2 separate regions of the Homo sapiens genome follow, and region 2 is linked to region 1. A link is a contact called in ENCODE Hi-C data. All regions are on one chromosome and are shown on one strand. Each heading gives the region's core, a stretch centred on a gene start or an enhancer-like site at or near the end of the contact. The rest is flanking DNA. Distances are from core to core; before and after follow the strand shown.

Region 1 (7,572 bases), core at 1,771-4,270:
AACAGTCAAGTGAAGGTACAGACAGAAGAAACACTTGCTTTGATTTTTCAGTAGGGGTGAAAGGTGACTTCGGTATATCAGAGCTTGAACTTGTTCTCCGTCCCACTGGTTTTAAATCAAACTGGAAAGAATCTTTAAATATGTATGATTTGGGGGAATCAATGCTTCCTCGTCTTGACAGTGAGGTTCTCCGCGGCTTCACACTATCCAGTTGCTTGTCATCTACCAAAGCTTCATTGTCTGAGATAAGCTTCGATATCCGCTCCTCAAGTGTTTTTGTGGCCAAAGGTGGGCGCATCTGACCTGGTAAAAGCAATGCCTTTTCCCCTGTGGGCAAAGCAGAGGGTGTTGACGTGGTGACAAGAGCTGCAGAGGGTCCGTTACTCCTTCCAGAGTCTTGTTCTGTGCTGGGTAACCTTCTGGCAAAGGGAGTTGGTGGACTCACTGTTTGATCGGCACTTTCAGAACGTGAAAAGTAACCAGAATCCGTACTTCCTAAACTTCGAGGACTCAGGAGCTTTCCTTGCTGCTCTTGGGAGTAATCGGTAGCCTGCTGCCTTTGTAGCTGGGCGTGTACCGTTCCTACGTGAGAGTCTTGCTTTCCTTCCAGTGGATTCATGTCGCCTTTCTGGTGGGAATTCTCATTAGTCTCCAACCTGGAGACTCCACCCTGGGACATGTTGGCTGAAAGTGGCTGTACGTTTGTCACCTGAAGGTCCTTCTGCTTTTGTGCACTAGAAAGTTCAGGCTTGGGATCCATGGCCTTTGGACTGTCAGTTCTTAAGGGGGACACAGTGACATGGTGGACCACAACTTTCGGTAACTCTGTCACAGCTTGTGATTCTGCAGATCTGTCCTGTAGCAAAAAGTCACCTATCACATTTTCTGGACTGCTTGGAGTGAAGCTTGATTTTAGTAAAGTTTCAGCATTTGACATCCTCTTTATTATGTGCACAGGCTGCAGCTCCATGGCGCCCAGGTCATGCTGTCTCTCATCAGTGGCGCCTTCCTCCTCGCTCTCCCCACTGTCTTCTACGTCTGAATGAATACTAAGTGCTTTGGGGGACTCGTGGGACAAGAACAAGCCACCAGCATCTGGTTGCAAGACAAGACCCAGTTTGATAGTATGTGCGTGGGATTTCTTGTGCTTATACAGATTACTTTTAGTCTTAAATGAAAATCCACAAGTCACACAGGGATAGGGTCGCTCTCCAGTGTGGGAGCGGATATGCTTTAAAAGCACACTAGGCTTTGCACATGCTCTATTGCAATACTCACAAATATATTTTCCTTGTTTTTTTGGCTTCTGATCTTTCAGAAGAAGATTGCACATTTGCTCTACGCTTTGATTAACAACAGAGGCAACATGAGTTGAATTATAGATTGGCATGGGGGGCGACTGTGTAGAATTAGCCGGACTTATTGACAAAGGTGAAGCAGAATCCATTTGCTGGTTTTGAGGAGTAACCTGAGATCTACTGGAAGGTGAAGTTAGGCCTACAGATGATGTCACTGCTATATTATAAACCTGTTCAAGTTTGGCATTCTCTTGATTTTGCAGATTTGTCAGTGATCCTGTGAAACCTGAACACCCCGGAAGCTGTTGATTATGTTGGTTGGATTTGGGAACAAAGTGTTCATGTTGATGATACAAATGAGAAGCTGACTGCATTGCCCCTTGCTCATTCTTCTGAGCAGCAGACATATGGACTGTGTATGAGGTACAAGAAGACTGTGATTCAGCAACCAATTCCTGTGAAGTCTGATTTGGGGCATCCATTGAACTGTTTTTTAATTTGGGAGGGGAACGTGCAGTTTTATTTGGCCTCAGTTTTTCTGTCTTAATTGCACAAGGTGAGCCCTTTTGTGACAAGGTGCTCAGTTCTGGCTCCATTGCTTTCAGTAAGACATCGAATGCAGTGTTTGTATAGGAGGGGGACGTAGTGCCACAATGAGAAGAGATGCATTCGCTATTGTCAGTCCTGGTTTTACTTGACAAGGAACTTGAGTCACATTGTTCATCGAGGTCACTGAATTTGGCAGGATCAGCGCCTTCGGATCTCCATCTACGCAGTTCAGATGGTTGCTGCAGAAACAAGGGCTTCTTTGGGGAGACAGATTCTTCAGATTTTGAGGCTTCAGCAATTATTCCAGGTGTTTCTCCATTTTGTTTGGTAAACTGCTTCCCATTTTTTACAGGAATATAATTCTGTTTCTTGTGAGACTCCGAAGCACTATGAAGAACGGCGAAAGATGACTCTTCTGTATTTTGTTTATGTTTTGCCTGAAGAGGATTTCTCAGTGGGGATTTTGGTATTTTTTTCAGGTGATTCTCAGCTACGATCTTTTTGCGTTTCACACCTTTAAGGGATTCCGAAGTTCCTTTAACACCAGCCTGTAAGATTTCTGGAAAAAACAACAACAACAACAAACAATTGGTAACATTGTACATACACCAACTATAATTTTTTGAAAATTAAGATTACTATCATAAGGACATTATGACAAGTGAAGAAAGTATTTAAGGAAAGTCTATTTTTTAAATAAAATTGCACTTCTGCATTCCGGAAATTGAACAATGATGCCAATCAAAATCTATTGAAACACTCATTCAAAGACCTAAGTGTGCATTTCTAGAATGCTTATGTTCCTTTCTTGAATAATCAACATCCTGGAACTAGATCTTTCAAAACTGAATTATCTTTCCCCTTTTCACTATCATACTTAAACAGTGCTCCATGGGGTTAAAGAAACTGGTAACTAACAAGAAGTTTTGAGCTTGTCTTACAGCACTGCAGATAAAGAAACAGCTTGTTAGAACTCCCTCTGCTTGTAACAAAACTGGTTGACTGGTTGAAGCTGGTTGGAACTGGTATGGCTGATTGGGATCTGCACAGAATAGACTTCTTGCCAGATGAGGGACTTTCTGATATCAAAGCCAGTATTTTCACCACAGGTTTCACACCAACTCCCTCCGAATTTGCAAAGGCAACCCATGAGGAAGCACGAAGAGACAACTGTGCCTGCTCAAGGGACTTTCCAAACCTCCCCTCCCTTTCCAACAATCATTAACCAACCCCAAAACTCCTCCTCCAGCATCTCCTCCTTTTATATACTGCTTTAAGCTGGTAAGGGAAGACAGAATTGAGCCCATCTCCTGCATGGCTGCCTTGCCATTAATCTTTCTCTCTATAAAAATCCAGTGATTCAGTGTTTGGCTTTTCATTGTGTGCAGACAAATGGACCTAGATTGGCTTGGTAGCAATACCTGAGGACTCTGTCTACACAACAGTCTGAGAAGGCTGGCCAAAAAGAAGAAAATTCAACCCTTTAATGCTGAGTATTTGACTGTCTTATCTCATTAAGGTTCTTTTAAAACAAACTTTTCAGCAAATTTCTAAGTATGCAAAACTGATATTTTCAGGAGAAAAGGGGCTGCTAATATAATTTCTAGAGCAGACCATAGTCAGGACAGCCATGAAGTATTGCTGATGTAGCAATTATATCAATGAACAGAAAATTATGAAACTAAAATAATCCACTTATTTGTGGTTTCTTACCAACAAAATTAAAAAGTCATAAGGTTGTAATGGGCCTTGGTTTAAAAAAAATCACCACTTTAACTCAACAAAATATTCAATGGCTATGTTTCTTTGTCATTAGCAATAGGTAGGGCAGGTAGGCAGGTAGGGAGATAGGCAGAAAGAAGGTAAAACTTATTGCAAGAGAAATGAAATCACCTTAATTTCTAGTTGTGTTGGAAATAAATCAGTATTTAAGTGACAGTGCCCACAATCTATCAACTACTGTATTTTTGAGCAATAATTACTTGCCATGATTTACTTTGGTTTCCATTTGTTGGATTGTTGGGCATATGAACAAAAAATATTCAATCGTATATTACTCTATTTGTAGAAAGCCAACTACTTAATTCTCCACTATTTTCAAATAGCTGTTGCAACGTACATATTTGAAATTCATATTAGACCAAAATGTCTACACTGTAATAACTACTTATTGAGAATAAAATTTACATTAGAAATATTCTAGTAATATTGTGACATCAGTTTATATGCTCTCATATCATAGTTTAATGAAAAAAATGCATACTATTCCATTAAAGATATATTTACCCACCATAATAAAAAAAAAAACAAAAGGGGGTCTCATAACTAAAATATTTGAGCTAAAGAACAATAGAAAAAAGTATCAGTATTATTCACTTTTACAAAATGTTGAACAAACATTTTTTTATTCTCCAATCCACTCACTCATGAAATGATGTTTTCCCACTGGTTTTCCCTTATTAAGATGAATGTAAGAAAGTCAGTGATGCACTTTTTGACTCTCATTAACTCTATCAGGCAAGTAGGCAAAGTGAAAAATGATGCTCATCAACCTGGGCTGAGTAGTCTCTCTATCCACTTCCAAAAGCTAGATGTGGGTATCATAAAGGTGAAAGCCAGGAGGCTATTAAAATAAATACAAAAACAGAGATGAGAAACCACTTGGATGAGAAGCTAGCAGAGCTGAAACACCATGGACTTAAAAATAATCTACCCATGTCAGGCCCCATCCAGGACCTATTCAACCAGAGTCTTGGACAGGGTAGGTATGCCTGTTTTGCTCTGCTTCACAAACATTTTAAGATAAACTTTTATTTTTAGATAAAGTTATGTTATTCAAAATTAAATAATGTCTTATACTCCAAAGAAAAATGCAAAATTTCAACCCAGAAATACTGTATGTGATTTAAACAACAACAACAAAAACTGTAACCTTGTACTTAAAAGAAAATGACATTGAAGTTAAGATAAAGGAATTGCTAAACTTAAGATCCATATTTCTTTATAAGAGAAACTATTTTCTATAAATCTACTGGGAGTTAAGAATTGGAAAAACACATATGTTAAATGGAACTTTTGAACTACACGTTTTGATTTTACATATAGATGACCTCCTCTCTCATTTGTCAAAGCTTATAACACTTACATTTTATCTGTATCGTTGTTTATACTTAGTTATCTATTTAATTTTAACACTTGACTGGTGCTATTCCCTTCAAAACTTTGCATACTCCCTTGTTTTCTGGCAATTTGGTTTACACCTCAGAAAACTTTTCTTCTATGATATCTTCATATACGTTTTCTGGTCAACTTTTTTTGGAATAAAGTTCTTTTATTTAGGGAAAAGGTTTTTACCTTTTGTTTTCTCTACAATTTTCTAAAGCTTTTCTCTTATGTTGACAACTGAATTGTCACACCATTAAATTCTTTACTGTTTCATATTTATTCATTAGTTTTGGACTGATAGTATTTTGTTCTCATTTTATTCCCTTAGTTCCATATTTCCCATTTCATCTCATTTTATTGTCTCATATTAAGTTTGAACTCTTGCTTAAATACATTTATGATCTTTAGTTCTGCACTTAAAAACACTTGTGTTTCTGGAGTAATATTTCCTTTAAGGCAGAATTTGGGCCTGTCTTCCACATTCTCAAGGCTCTTCTACTGCCTGAGATCATGGGGAATGGTGATCTCACTCAGCACTCAGCTGAGAACATACTCCTGACAGTCTTTTTTGAGTTGTGTTCATTCTTCTGGATTTTGTTGGATCTTCTTTCTTTAACAGGTTCACTGTCCTTGTTCAAGGGATAAAGCCCACTCTACCACTGGTGCTTGGGAGGGGAGGAGGTAGTGAGATGACCCTGGACCTTGGATCAGTCTAAATTCAAGGACTTTTTTTTTTATTGTAAGGAGGGGAGAGGCTAGTGGAGGGGATGTGAGAGATGCAAACAGAAGGACGATGGCAGGCATATGTGAGAAGAATACTGCACTATCATTTTAGAGGTGGAAGTGAAAGCAAGGTGCCTGCCTCTCCATACATTTTTCACTCTCCACCCCTTGATTCTCAAGATCTGGGGCTGAACAGCTCAGAGTGGGCAGCTAAACCATCAGGCTAGGAATTATAGACAAATACCTTCTCTCGAGAACCAAGGCCCTAGAGTGGAAGGCAGCAGACCCTTGGGTTTTCAGATAATGAAATACCTGGAATAGTTTTTTAAACTTACCCTCATCTTGATTAATTTTAAATCTATCTATTAAAGAGTGACTGGAGTTATTTTCTCTTGTCCTCTTATCTATAGAAAAGAGCACAATCATCAAACCTTGTGGCTATATCTACAACATAGTCAAGAGGATGCATAGACCATAGTGCTTCAAAGCAGAAATAAAATTGGTATGAAGAGAAGGAGGAGACAGCTGTTCACCATTAGCACTTGTGCTTTTCCATCATTTTAAAGGCAATTTGTTGTTAAGGTGAATTAAATATAAAATACATTAGAGGACACAAAGAGAAAGACCAAGCAGTAGAAGGCAGCCCAAGGATTCACATGGAGCTTATGCAATGTGATCACTCCCCACCAACCCCACCAACCAGCACCCCCCGCGAGCCTCTGCCTCAGAGGAAGTACACTGGCTTCTATTCACCACCCTGATTCCAGAAATGTTGTCATTTTGCATGTTTGTTTTTACCATTACTAAGTTTAGACATACTTGGTGTACACCAGCATTGAAACACAACCCTCTCTCCTTACACAGGGAGAACTTACAGTCAGATTGGGAAGGGAAGAGAAAGATTCAAAATAGGAGTCAGGCAGCCACTGAAAACTGTATTCTCCCACTTGTCAGTGTGCTACCGGTAATGACTGAAAATCAAGCAGAAACTCTGAGGTATCAACACATCAAAAATCCAAACACGACTTCATATAACAGATACAAAGCACACTCAGGAGAGGGACCAAAATCAGCAGCACTGCCCCTGTCAGACCACTGACCTGGGCTTCGAAAGGAAAGCCAGCACTCTTCATCAGTTAGGGAGTCAAGAACAGCTTAGAAAGACCACAGGGGCCACTTTGTTAAAAAAAAAAAAAAAAAAAAAAAAAAAGAATAGTTGGGGAAGTATAAGTTAAGATTCCTGTGTTCTATGTGAAGTCACTGACACTTTATTTTCCAAGGCACAAATCTATTTATTAGGGCTTCTATGTTTCTTTGAAGAAGAGCACCAACGAGTTTGAAATATCACTGTCAGCTGTTTTTCAGGATTACTTCTAGAGAGTAACAGATTAAAAGCAAACAGATTAAAAGGCTCAAGAGTGCATCTTAGTTGCCAATAAAGTGTGGTAAAGCATATTCTTATGGTAAGTAGTAGGGATGATAAACCACAGCTCAGAGTGTGCTTAAAATCCTGTCTTGATTGAAGGTGAACCTCCAAATAAATCTCTTTTCAGATTTACTCAGAGACATGTCAGCTGAAAAACTTCAGATCTCTTTTGGGCCTTAGGAACATAAGTAGTACCTGTTTTCTAACAATTGAGATCATGCTCGGCCAGAAGGTCAAGAGATCAGACCAGGAGGCCATTCAGAAGGCTTTTTTCAGTAGTTTGTGCAAGAGTTAAAATGCTACCCTGAACTCAGGCATCAATCTCAAACTCAATATACATGCACAGAATTGTAAACTGTAGCTGGAAATTCAGGACAAGAAATTTTCAATAGGAAATGGTTAGGCTAATTA
Region 2 (7,572 bases), core at 2,125-4,624, 120 kb before region 1:
ATTAACCTTTGAGTACATGAGAAATGCCCATTCTCAGACGATGCAGTTTGGGAGTGTTAAGTCACTTTCTATAGTAGAGACAATTCTCTGCACCAAGAATAGAAGTATATGAAACATTCTTCAACTGGAGCTCGGATCCCATAGGACAACAGTGTCTGTATAGCATCATTATAAAGCACAGGCAGCCCCGGAGTAGCAGGTCATCATATGGTCCTAGGATGAAAACCTCAGTCGTTCAGCAGATTATGAGGAAAGACACTAGGAGTTCCACTCTCTCATTCCAGAGCAAAGTCAGAATCTCTTGCTTACTGATGTCCCTCACAAATTCTAAAACACAGCAATATGTTTTCTCATGCAAGCATTTATCAAAATTTACCACATTTATAAAAAAATTGTAAGTTTACAATTTTGTAAGACTTTTTGGTCTTCTCTTCCAGCCTAGGTATCACTTTCTCAGGACTATCTCCGACCTGAAAACCTCTTTATATTCTTTGAGGTTAAAAGGTTTTATTTTGAGATAAGCGTGGATAATGTTACTCAATCTTTGTTCCAGTTAAGAAATACTGGCCTAATTACATTATTCACAATAGCAAAGACTTGGAACCAACCCCAATGTCCATCAATGATAGTCTGGATTAAGAAAATATGGCACATATACACCATGGAATACTATGCAGCCATAAAAAGGATGAGTTCATGTCCTTTGTAGGGACATGGATGAAGCTGGAAACCATCATTCTGAGCAAACTATAGCAAGGACAGAAAACCAAACACCACCGCATGTTCTCACTTATAGGAGGGAATTGAACAATGAGAACACTTGGACACAGGGTGGGGAACATCACACACCGGTACCTGATGTGGGGTGGGGGGAGGGGGAAGGGATAGCATTAGGAGAAATACCTAATGTAAATGATGAGTTAATGGGTGCAGCACACCAACATGGCACATGTATACATATGTAACAAACCTGCACGTTGTGCACATGTACCCTAGAACCTAAAGAATAATAATAATTAAAAAAAAGAAATATACTTGATAGAAGTTAAGAAGTAAAAGTTTCCTAACAAAAAAAAAAAAAGAAATATTGGCCTAATTAATTAGAAACATACTTGGACTGTCACTTGAGCTTACTCAGGATAAGAGATTTATAATAAAGCACTTAGAATTTTACCAGTTTTTTTCCTAATTTCATCTTCCATATCAAATATTTTAGGAAAAATGAATTTATATATAAAGCTCCCTTTTTAAAGTGAAAATCTACTTTTATTATTAATTGTTTGGCATCAGGGCCAGGCACGGTGGCTCACGCCTGTAATCCCTGCACTTTGGGAAGCCAAGGTAGGTGGATCACCTGAGGTCAGGAGTTTGAGACCAGCCCAGCCAACGTGGCAAAACCCCATCTCTACTAAAAATACAAAAAAAATAGCCTAGTGTGGTGGCACACGCCTGTAGTCCCAGCTACTGGGAAGGCTGAGGCAGGAGAATCACTGGAACCTGAGAGATGGAGGTTGCACTCCAGCCTGGGTGACAGAACGAGATGCCTTCTAAAAAAAAAAAAATTGTTTGGCATCAAAATTACTCATTCACTGGAAGCCATTAGAAAATGTACATTCAAATTTATTCTATTATTGAATGGAAAAACCTACAAAGTGAGATAATACTTTTCTTTTTATTCGCAACCAAGGAATCAGTTTTATTCCCATGGAATCAAATAGGGATTCCTTTTCAACTATTCAGTTGAAATAAGTCAAGAAACAATTCAGTTATCTCAAACAGAATACAGTTTAAAAAGACTGACATACCATTATTGTTATGAAATCTTGTATACAAGAAAAACATGGAGAAACAATCTTTTGAAAGTCTGCTTGTAAAGCCAGTATTCAGGATAGCCCTGTTATGATGTACGCTTTGTGTCTCAGAGAAATCAGAATGTCTGCAACAAAGGCCTATGTGATGGCAATATTGCAGAGCTGCACTGTCCAATATGGTAGACACCAGTCACTTGTGGCTATTTAAATTTAAATTAATGAAAATTAAATAAAAGTAAACACTTGGTCCAGTCTTACTGGCCACATTTCAAATGCTCAATAGTCACCTATGGCCACTGCAGAGCACAAGTAACATTTTCTACATTGCGGAAAGTTCTGTTGGACAGCTCTGTTTTAGAGTCTACTGTAGTACAGATTATCTGTTAAAAGAATGGCTCAACCAATAGCGATCTCAAGTAAGAAATTCGGAGTGAGAGCACAGGAAGGAACTAGAATGGGAGAGGCTTTGAAATGAACAGGCACTGTCTTGGCATTACATACTAGCCATTCAAGGGGAGACCGTTCATGGCAGTGCTTCCTCTTTTCATGGTACTTTTTGTATTTCTTTTTGGTGTATGGAGAGTCAGGGAGTTATGAACTATATGGATTTATCTACTTTGGAAAAACAGAGAAGCATATATTCCCGATAATCATTGTCCTTAGACATGTTAGTAAACATTGCTATGTGGAAGTCACCATGTTACCAAAATTAGCAGCAGATTCAGTGGAGAATAGGAAGGAAGCCTGAGCAGGACAGACTTTCTAAGGAAACGGAGAAAGCTGAGGTTCCTGCCTCACATTTTCCATACAATTGCGCTGTACTTTAGAACCATCTACCTCTTAGTGAAGTCCAACCCCTATTCTACGAATGAGAAAATGGAGACCCAGAGACAAAGAAGTGACTTACCCAAGAACACTTATGGTATCACTGGAACAAGACCAGGGGCGAGATCTCCCTTCTAACATGACTTGGCCCACATTACTACTACTCACTTGCCAAGCAGATACTCCAATCCTCCCCTTCAAACAATGAATATGATAAAATCATCCTTTTAAAGAATAACTGAATTTCAGTTCAGGAAGCACTGTAATTGTCCAAGTGAATGTTTGTCAAATATCTCTTTCTGGTTTTGTTTCTTCATGAATGATCTAGAGTCTGGTCACTTGCTGTCTGGCCCATCCTCAAAAGCCAAACTTTCTCCTAAACTCTGGCTATCTCAGTAGGTCCATGGACACCAATGAAGTCCCCATCTCTGAATGCAAACCTTCCTGATCAATGTAACCTTGGAGAACAGGTTAATTCTAGCACCTTGAGTGAGTTCCAGGTAGGATTCTGGCAGTTCTGGTTGGGTTTGCAGCCAAGAGCCAAAATGCCCCAAAAGAGCCTGAAGTGGACCCTGGTCTTGGTCTTGGCCTTAGAGGTCAGCAGAGCAGTGTTTAACAGCAGAGACTTTTGCTTCAGAAAGACTTGACTTCCAAGTCAATCCAAGCCCAGCCATTTGTCTGTGACTGGACCACTAAGTGACCTCCGCCTCCGTTTCCTCACTTAAAAGTTGAAGTAATAAGAAACACTTCCCTGTGGTTTTGAAAGGATTAAGTTGGCTACTTACTATACATATCTAGCATAATGTGTTAGTGTCAGGAACATGGGATTCACCCCATGAAAGGGGATGTCATTGTTAACTGGTCTGAGAACCCAGAGAAGCAGCAGAAAGACACCTTGGGGGTTCTTGCTTCCAGGCAGCCACCTGGGAGTCAGTTTTCAGATCCTGGCTCTCTACTACCAGCTGAGGGAGCATTTCCAGTTTCAGCTCTCAAATTGTGCCAGTTTAATAAATGCATCAGACCACAAGGTGGTGCTTGATTCTAAAGTTTGATATCAGGAGGCTTTTCTAACCACAAAAGTAGTGAATAGCAAAGTGCATTCAACATTGTTAACAAGAGCCAACTTCCTAACCCTGATACAGATGTATAGGTGGGCTCCTGGCCTCTCTGACTGAAGACCAAGGAGTGTGAGCCACACAAGGAGCATTTGGCATGTGAGGGGGATGGGGAGAGCCTCAGCAAAGCTGAAGCCTTTATTTGGTTTCTTTTCCTACAGCATTATGTAAACTCCTGTCAAACCTACACTTGTGCTGTGTGGTTGTCCTCCAATTTCTGTATTACTCAGGCTCCCATGAGCAGCAGTTCAAGGAGTACAGGGAGGAGGAGCGGAAGAAGGGTGTTCTTGGGACATCAACCCCAAGGTATTTCAAAGCCCACTTCCTCTCGTAGTGCAATGACTGATGCCTCCAGCTATGAGTACAGGTCATGAGGCTCTGTATGTAAAGCAGATGTCACCCCTTTTTATTTTCAACATGCCAGCGTGATGCCACTGGGTCTTGGTGAGTTGGCATCACACACATCATCAGCAGCAATCTTGCCCATGCGGTCGGCTCTGTATAATAACATCTGTATTATAATAATAATAATCATAGTGCCTTAGGTAGGTAGAGCAGCTTGAATTGTCCAAAGGACTTTGCAACCAATTTGCAGTTATTATTGACAGAGCTTTGGTCCTGGTGCAGTCGCTACCTGGACATGACCTTGGGCAATTTCGTGAATTCTGTTTACCTGTAAAATGGTGGAGGAAGAAGGCGGGTAGACTAGATAATTTCTACAGTCCTCTTTAATGCTAGAATTCTGTGAATCAGTCTTGTTTTTCCCTCAGAAGAAGTTCTCCATCCATGAACATTTAGGCTTTAGGGGATGCTAAGAGGGATTTAGGGGGAACCCCTGATGAAAACAAGCAAAATGGAAAAGATCAGGAAAAGGTAGGAGGACAGAGCTAGGAAGGGCTAGGCTTGGAGACAGAATAAAAGAGCTGAAAAGGACTCAGGACCTATAACTTTGGATGAAGGCAACTGAAAGGCTTTTGTGGGAAATACCCCTGTAAAGGAAAACAAAGAGAAAAAAGAGAAAACTTAAATCTGCTGGGTTTTCTTTGGATCCAGCCAAAGGATTAGCTCTAAGATTGTTTTCTAGCTGATCCTCTGATAACAGCTTTCTAAAGGCTTGTGTAGACATCCCTTCACCAAATTTTTTGACCTTTTAATCCTTCTGAAAGTGACCTGTCCCTCTTTCTACTAATGAGAACAGAAAAATAAAAGAAAGTTTGCCAGTCGTCTTTTCAAGAACATTTTGTTGATTTTCTCATTGATGTGAAGGCTGTACCCAACAACCTTTCATTATAAGGTAACCAAAAGGTATATGCATGAATCACAACAGCTACCGTTCATAAACTATACCACTAATTCATAGTTTGCAACATTTTCCTTTAGTCTATTAATACTTTGAGTGAAAGAATCATTTAGGATCAACTTTATTTTAATAGATGCAATTTCATCTTAACTAAGACATTTATGCATTTTTTTCCTTCTAATAACGAAACCACTAACACTGCGGTAAGGCAGAGGAAATGAAAGATGAGTTTGACAGCATCAGGCTGCTTGGCTCAGAGAAAATACAAGATTGCTACATTCCACAAGTTACTGAATTTGGGGGAGCGCTGCATTTGTCCTCTTGAAATGATCTGACTCAGCTTCTCTGAATTTTATGAGTACCCTGGTCATGTCATCTGGGAATCATATGACCCTTATTTATTTGATACTGGACATTTTATTGCTTGGTGAAAAAAAAACCCAATAACTAAAAATATGAACAGACTTCCCATATGGTGATCTAATCAGATATATGTATTGGTAGAGACTATGATCGTGTTACCATATAAAGTGTATATTATAATTATATGTTTTATATTTTATTATATAAAATTATAACATATACTTTATTATATTATATTATAAATATAATATAATATACACTTTATTATATTATATTATAAATATAAACACTTTATTATATTATATTATAATTTTATATAATAAAATATAAAATATATAATTATAATATACACATTATATGCTTCATATTAAGAGATTATATAAAAATGTGAAGAACTGGTATCTCTTAGGAAAATGTCAACATTTTACCCTTTCTTTTATTTAATCTGAATGCTAAAAAAGTCTTTATGGTTTTAAGTCTATTGTTTTTTGGTTTTTTAAAAACTTGTTTTACTAGGTAATAACCAGGAAATTATGACAATAAAGTTTACCTCCCTTAGAAAATCACCGTTAGGTGACTTTATCCACAGTCATCACTGAACACATTAAATTTATACAAGAGATGGAAGCTTATTATAAAGAAAAATTACCATTTATGTGTAACTTGAGTGATATCTGAGTAAAAACTAAAAAAAAAATCAGACAAGAATATTATTTCATGAAAATGTCAGGGTTATAGTGTCTTTCAGTTTCACCAATTCCTCTCTGTTTAATAAAATAAATTTATAGCTTTAACCTACAACTCTGCAGACAACCATGTGTTTGCTTTTGAAATAGTTGTCTAAAAAGCTACTGAAATATTTCCATTTTGCTTCTGTTCAGAGCACGACCCTGGAAGAATCTAGAAGTCAAATTACTATTTAGTTTTAGTAGAAGAAAAAAATAATGTTTAATAGTCAAAGCTGGGCAGCAAATGCATATGGGAAAAACAATAAAACGTGTCTTGAATGGATTTCACTCCATATGAGTTTCCTTTTCCATTGCTTTTCAAATTTGTTTCATTCCTTTAAGTTGATGCTTTTATCTTTTCCTGTTAAGCATGGATTTGACTTTTGATTCGTTGAATTGCAGTGTTGGTGGAACACTGGTTTTTACAATTAAAAATGCCAAGCAAAAAATGTGGCTCCCAGGAGCCCTTCCTGGTCAGTGGTGTTCAATCACCCACTCCTGGCAGAAAGTAAGTGCTGCGGAGAAGCAGGAGTGCCAGGGTTAGATGGCTGAAAGTTCACAGCCAGTTCTGGGCTGTTAATCTCACGGCTTATTGTTTGGTTATAAATCTATTTTTTATTAAAATATAATTACACTTACATAGTAACAAGGCTTGTATATTATGGCAAGTCATTTTTCACAGGGAGAGAACTGCAGACAGATTGCTGGAGATGCAAGGAATTATATTTCTCCACCTTAGGCCAATGAACTACTGTTTTGGTTCTGTGCCTTGGGCAAATCATTTTCAAAAAAGTCTCCTGAGTCTCCAAAAATCTTTCACCCTTTCTTTCTTCCATCTGCAACAGACCCCGTTACTTAATAGAGAAGAACAAATACAGTCAATTCTCATTATTCAGAAGTTCCGTATTTGCCAATTCACCTGCTTGCTTAAGTTTATTTGTAACCTCAAAATCAATATTCATGGGGCTTTCAGAGAGATTCATGGACATGCAGAGTGGTGAAAAATTCGAGTTACCAACCCACACGTTCCTACCTGAGGTCAAACAAGGTGACACTAGGCCTTCTCGTTTCAGCCCTTATCCTGTAAACAGGTGTCCTTTTTGCCATCAATTTTGTACCACGTTCTTCACATTTTTATGCTTTTTGTTGGTGGTTTCACTGTTCAAAATGGCCCCTGAGCACAGCGCTGCCTGGTGTCCCTAAATGCCAGAAGGCTGTGATGTGCCTTACAGAGAAAATACATGCGTTAGATAAGCTTCATTCAGGCATGAGTTATATGGCCGCTGGATGTGAGTTCAATGTTAATGAATCAATAATATATGTTACATAAGGTGTTTTTCAACAGAAATACACATAAAACAAGGTTATGTATTGGCCAGTTGACCAGAGGTTTGCAGGAACCTAACCCTATTTTTCTCCTAGGAGCAATG

What was found. Hi-C counts contacts between places; a loop is a spot of excess contacts on that map. Pooled maps may share reads with other maps.
Region 2: a pooled map shows a loop between it and region 1 (4-fold over the local background). The contact joins two enhancer-like sites. A Hi-C loop is called at or near these places in 3 of 37 single-sample maps with no recorded cell type and 7 of 50 pooled maps.

What each region holds. Positions count from the first base shown.
Region 1 is chr6:12,114,724-12,122,295 of GRCh38, reverse strand. It overlaps HIVEP1 (HIVEP zinc finger 1), which reads right to left. Exons shown (of 9, transcript NM_002114.4): 4 at 1-2,406. Among named protein-coding and RNA genes, the nearest start is that of HIVEP1, 110 kb to the right of the region's middle. RefSeq lists enhancers at 2,898-3,007, 3,018-3,127, 2,846-3,140, 3,158-3,207. Within about 2 kb of position 3,020, at least 3 of the 41 ENCODE cell types and tissues checked have a DNase peak (open chromatin) inside an H3K27ac peak, as active enhancers do.
Region 2 is chr6:12,230,278-12,237,849 of GRCh38, reverse strand. It overlaps a transcript of EDN1 not described here. Among named protein-coding and RNA genes, the nearest start is that of EDN1, 56 kb to the left of the region's middle. Within about 2 kb of position 3,374, at least 3 of the 41 ENCODE cell types and tissues checked have a DNase peak (open chromatin) inside an H3K27ac peak, as active enhancers do.